2 separate regions of the Homo sapiens genome follow, and region 1 is linked to region 2. The links are chromatin contacts, found by Hi-C or POLR2A ChIA-PET in ENCODE. All regions are on one chromosome and are shown on one strand. Each heading gives the region's core, a stretch centred on a gene start or an enhancer-like site at or near the end of the contact. The rest is flanking DNA. Distances are from core to core; before and after follow the strand shown.

Region 1 (2,700 bases), core at 49-2,548, 150 kb before region 2:
TTATAGGACCACTGTTGTATATGTGGTCCATTTTGTCAATTGAGATGTTAAATGGCACGCGACTGTATATCCATTAATTGTAGGCGATTTGAGACTGGCTCTCTGAAAACACATCTACACTCACTGTGCCCAGGCCTGGAATAGCTCCTGTCATGCCTTTGTGTGGATTAGGGGAAGGTACTCTTCCTCCAGCAAGTGCAGCAGCCTGGTGCAGACCTTGGGCTGTGGTGCCGATCCCTGGGTGCCCCTAACAGGACCCCAGCTCATGCAGCAACCTTGCTCTGCCCTTTCTTCTGGCAGAGTTCAGATATAGGATAATGTGTCCTTAGATAATTTAGTGGTTATATTTTTATGACTTCATTAGTATTATTCATTAGTTGGGCCAATGTTATGAGGCTATATTTTCTTTATTGGATACTTTTGTTTTCCCCAGAGTTAATCATTTTTGTTTGGTTACTTGATTGGTTCTACAGTGGTCTTTATGTTGTTTGCCTCTAGGAGCATAAAACTCCATTCAGAATGTTCACACGTTAGTTATCTATTAGATTCACTTTCTTTGTTCTTTCTCCTGCTCCACTCCTGACTGGTTGTTATATGCAGCTGCTACACAGGGTGGCCCTGGAGTGTCCCATCACCATTAGCTTGAGAATTTCCTTTCTCTGTTCTGCATTGGCTATTTCCTGTCTCTTGGTTTACAGTAGATTATAGATAGATTTCAGAGAAGGGTCATGGAAGGTGAATTTTTTTTTTTGAAACCTACACATCTTAAAATTTTTTATTTTTACCCTTTTGCACTGTACTGATTGTTTTATCAGTTTTATTGATCTGTTAGACACTTCCTCAATATCTGGTGATTGTTAACATCCCTTCTTTTTTTTCAATATGCACAATATTTTTATTGTCATCAAGAACATTATGTAAATTGTTTGCAGAAACTACAAGAAAATTGAAGGTTGTTTTGTTGATAGTGAAAGGCAATGGAAGGGCACTGTGGATCAATAAGGCTGAGGGGCGAGACAAAGAGGGCAAAAATCTTTACTGAGCTCTCGGGCGAGGTTCACTGGTCCGCAGGGGGAGGGCCAGGGAAGTCGCGCTGTGCCAAAGGTGCAGAGCGCTTTTATGGATGCTGGGTGAGGAGTGGGCGGGGTAGGGGCGGGATAGGTTGAGTTTCGTGCTTCTGAGTGTGACACGCCCTAGTGGGCATGCGCGTTGGTCCGGGTGGCGGGAACAGGAAAGGTGAACCCGGAAATGCTGAGTCAGGGTACCCGATGTGGCTGTCAGGATGGCGGGAATAAGCGAAAATGCCAAGTCAGGGTAGCCAAGATGGCTGCCGAGATGGCGGGAACCGGTGAATCCGGGAATGCTGAGTCAGGGTAGCCAAGATGGTTACCGATCGCCATCTTGGAGTCTTCACCGGAGTCCAATCAGATTACATTCAGTGTTACTTTTCTTCAATTTATGCAATACCTATTTACATTCAATACTGAGTTGACACAAGAGTAAGCGAATTAACTTAGATTTTTTTCCTTTAGACAGAAGCCTTATTGATATATAATCTATTTACCATAAAATTTACCATTTTGAAGTGTAAGGTTTTTTTCCTTTAAACAGCAGCTGTATTGATACGTAATCTATATACCATAAAATCTGTCATTTTGAAGTGTATAATTAAGTGGTTTTTAGCATATTCCCAGAGTTATACAACTATCACCACCATCTAATTCCAAAATATTTTTATCACCCCAAAAGAAATCCCAAAGCCATTAGCAGTTACTTCCCACTCCTTCCTCTGCCCAGGCCTTAGCAACCATTTATCTACTTTATGGACTTGCCTATTCTGGACATTTCACATTAAAAGGAATAAACAATACTTAGCCTTTGTTTCTGGGTTCTTTCACTTAACATAATGTTTTCAGGACTCATCCACATTGTAGCATGTATCCGTACTTCATTTTATCACCAAATAATATTTCAGTGTATGGATACACACATTTTGTTTATACATTAATCAGTTGATGCACAATTGGGTTTTTTCCCTCGTAAGAGTATATGAAAAAATAAAAAATAATAAAACTGCTATGAAATAATGTGTACACATTTTTGCATGGGCATAATGTTTTAATTTTTCTTGGATATATACCTAGGAGTAGGATTGCTGTGTCATGTGATAACTCTGTGTTTAACATTTTGAGGAACCCCCAAACTGTTTTCCAAAGTGGTTGCATCATTTTATATTCCCACTAGCTACATATGAGGTTTACAATTTCTTCACATCCTTAGCAATGCTTATTATTTTCTATTTTATTGTAGCCATCCTAGTAGGTGGGAAGTGGGATCTTATGGTTTTAATTTGCATTTCCCAGATAACTAATGATGTTGAGCACCTTTTCATCGGCTTATTGGCCATTTGTATATTTTCTTTGGAGAAATGTCTACTTTAATCACTTAGCTGTTTTCAATTGGGGGTTCTTTCTATCATTAAAACTGTAAAAGTTCTTTATATATTTTGAATCCTAGTCCCTTGTCAGATATATGATTTGCAGATTTTTTTTTTCATTCTGTGGGATTTTATTTTACTTCTTTGATAGTGATCTTTGAAATTCAAAAGTTTATTTTAATGATGTCTGACTTCCCTGTTTTTCCTTTTGTTGCTTGTACTTTTTTGTCATCTGTAAAAACTTTGGCTTAATCTAAGGTTAT
Region 2 (2,700 bases), core at 120-2,619:
CAGAAGAGAGGGGTGTGGAACTAAGTGCTTCAGCACCTACTCTTAAAACATTACTCTAAAAGCATCCTTAAGGATTCTAAGGGAAGCTAAAGGGAGGAAAACCCCAAAGATAAACCCCTGGCAGTCCTCTAACCACTGGGGAGAGCAGCCCCCCCGTTCAGACCCGCACCAGCCTGGGCAGAGGAACAGCCTGAGCCCGTCTAAGAAGTTTGGTAATAATTTTGCCATCCAGTTGAGGAGGGGCTAGGATCTTCTCCCATTCTCCTACTGGATTTACAGCAGCTCCTGGGAATGAGAACTGCGTGAGATATTTCCCTACACAAATTGGGTAGAGATAGCCGGACGCCTAAATACTTTTAACAGAGGTAACAAGCTAGAGCTGGCTTAGTCATTTTGTCCGCAGACCATAGCAAGAGAGTTTTTATTTCTGGCCACGTCTGAGGCCTCACGTCTGGCACCCAAGGCCAGGGCTCTCCCTAATGCCCTCCAATTAACAGAGCTTGGTACTCCAGCAAAAACACCAAACAAACTGCTGGATAATCAGTTAAAAGATCAATCTCATGGAACAAGCAACTGAGATGCTGGAGAATCCAATTCCTTCCTCTAAGAGGAAAAACAAAGACATTTGCATGTGCTGAGCAAAACCAAGAATAAGCAAGAAAACATGCTATTTGAATTCCGTTCAAAATGTCTCTAATAAGTGAAGCAAATTCTGCACATTCTGGGCCTCTGCAGAGAACAAATAGTGTTCTGCCTTTAATGGGTAAAATTATACAATTTGCTTTTAACAGTAAACCAAAAGCCGCGGTGGCTTCGGATAGCATCGCGCTCCCGAGGGCTCCCTCCACGCAGCTCGACCCCTGGCAGTTTTGAGCATTTCGGGGGACGCGCTTGTCCCCACCGACCTGGGAGGGCGCCGGTGCCAAGGCGGCCTGTTTGTTTTCCTGAACATTTCCTTTTGCAACTTTCGCTTCTCCTCTTCCTGCCTCACCGCTGGTGTCTGGGGCTGGGTGGCTCTCAGATTTGTCCCGGTGCGCAGTGCAGCCTGGAGTTACTGATTTGTGACCTAGATCCCCGGGTGTGTCGCCCCCGAAAGTCGGGGGCACCCGCTCTGGGCGCCTCTCCTGCGTGGGCAGACCCGCCGAACTCCGGCTGACGCCCCCAAGGCGCCACCTTTGTGTTCAAGCGTTCCGAGGCGCAGGCCCGAGGGCGGGCGCAGGAGGCAGGTCCGGGGCCCCAGCTGCAGCCCCAGCTCCTTGGGTCCCGCCCGCCGCCCGCGCGTTCCCCCGGCAGGGGGCGCCGGCGCAAGCCTCGCTCTGCCCATCGGGGCGGGCGAGCGGGGACCCTGCCTCCTGCGCGCTCGCCCGCGGTCCGCCCCCCGCGCTCGTCCTGGCGGCCGGCGGGACGCCCCAGCCCGCGCCAAGGAACCTCCCCAGCCAGCCCTTGCCGTGGCCGGAGCCGAGCGGCGCATCCGGGCCGGAGAAGAGGACGACGACGAGGTCCTCGAAGTGGACCCGTTTGCGAAGCGCCAGGGAGAAGGAGGAGCGGACGCATCGTAGAAAGGGGTGGTGGCGCCCGACCCCGCGCCCCGGCCCGAAGCTCTGAGGGCTTCCCGGCCCCCACTGCCTGCGGCATGGCCCGGGGCTCGGCGCTCCCGCGGCGGCCGCTGCTGTGCATCCCGGCCGTCTGGGCGGCCGCCGCGCTTCTGCTCTCAGTGTCCCGGACTTCAGGTAGGATCTGGCGTTCCGGCTTGTGCGCAGACGGTAGCTCACGGCTCGCTTGGCCAGCCCTTCCGCCGCCACTATGCTCCCGGCCGCTGCGCCGGCGCCCATGCTCCTGAACGAGGGGCGCCAGGCAGGGCCATTCGCATCTCGCCCGACGCCGCTCCCGGCCCGCACCCCGGACCCCCTCGGGCTGGTTACAATAAGCCGCGCTCTGGGGACGCCTAAGTGTTTCCAGAGTCTGGGGGCGGGCGGCGGCGGCTGGGAGCCTCTCGGTGGCGCTTCCCGAGGGTCGCGAGTGGGAGTGCGAGTGTGAATGTGAGTACCCGCCCTGGGCCCGGGACCCGAGTCCGCAGATGTGCCCCGAGGGTCCCAGGACCCGGGCTTCCTCCCCGAGGTCTTCCTCCTTCAAGGGCACACGGCCCCGAGTGTCCCCCGTCTGTCTCGGAGCGTCCCCCCACCCCCAGGGCGGCCTGATGCCTGGCAGAATCCTGGGGTGGACGTGGCCCCGGAGAAGCGGCTCTTGCGGCGGGGGTGGGGGCGCCGGCGGCTCCCGGGTCCTGACTTTCCCAGCCCGCGGGCCGCTTGATGGAAACGGGCTCTTTGGCATCCCTTTTGTTGGTCCCTGAAACCTCCTCTCCCCCACCGCTCTGGGGTGGCCGAAGTGGTGTGTGATCTGGATTGAAATGGTTTGTGACTGGGATCGCGGGTCCCTGAGCGGCTGGGGCGCGGCCGCCTTCTGGCCGCGCCGGGGGGACCCCCGGGACCTGTAGGAGGCTGGCGGCGGGAGGGGCGGGGCCCGGCTCCTAGGTGGGTTTCCTCCCGGGGCCCCACTTCCCCCGAGTCCCTGCGCGGTTTCGGCTGCTTGGATCCGGGGCGCAGAGGAACGGCGGGGAGGTTCGGAAGTGCAGCTTGGGACCTGCCTAGGTTGCCTGGAGGAGGCGGCGTTAGCTCTGGCGGTGCAGACTCCGGGAGCACC

The links. Hi-C counts contacts between places; a loop is a spot of excess contacts on that map. ChIA-PET counts read pairs that join two places held with the same protein, here RNA polymerase II (POLR2A). Pooled maps may share reads with other maps.
Region 1: a map of sigmoid colon shows a loop between it and region 2 (4-fold over the local background). The contact joins the enhancer-like site here to the promoter of ROR2 in region 2. A Hi-C loop is called at or near these places in 2 of 168 maps with a recorded cell type or tissue (naive thymus-derived CD4-positive, alpha-beta T cell and sigmoid colon), 1 of 37 single-sample maps with no recorded cell type and 10 of 50 pooled maps. POLR2A ChIA-PET finds 5 or more read pairs at or near these places in 1 of 52 experiments (WTC11).

What each region holds. Positions count from the first base shown.
Region 1 is chr9:92,096,754-92,099,453 of GRCh38, reverse strand. The region is part of intron 3 of SPTLC1 (serine palmitoyltransferase long chain base subunit 1); the gene reads left to right. Among named protein-coding and RNA genes, the nearest start is that of SPTLC1, 17 kb to the left of the region's middle. Within about 2 kb of position 1,298, at least 14 of the 41 ENCODE cell types and tissues checked have a DNase peak (open chromatin) inside an H3K27ac peak, as active enhancers do.
Region 2 is chr9:91,948,897-91,951,596 of GRCh38, reverse strand. ROR2 (receptor tyrosine kinase like orphan receptor 2) reads left to right here and starts at 1,369. Exons shown (of 9, transcript NM_004560.4): 1 at 1,369-1,730. The coding sequence starts at 1,634. RefSeq lists silencers at 796-1,090, 1,204-1,383 and enhancers at 1,577-2,076, 2,077-2,578.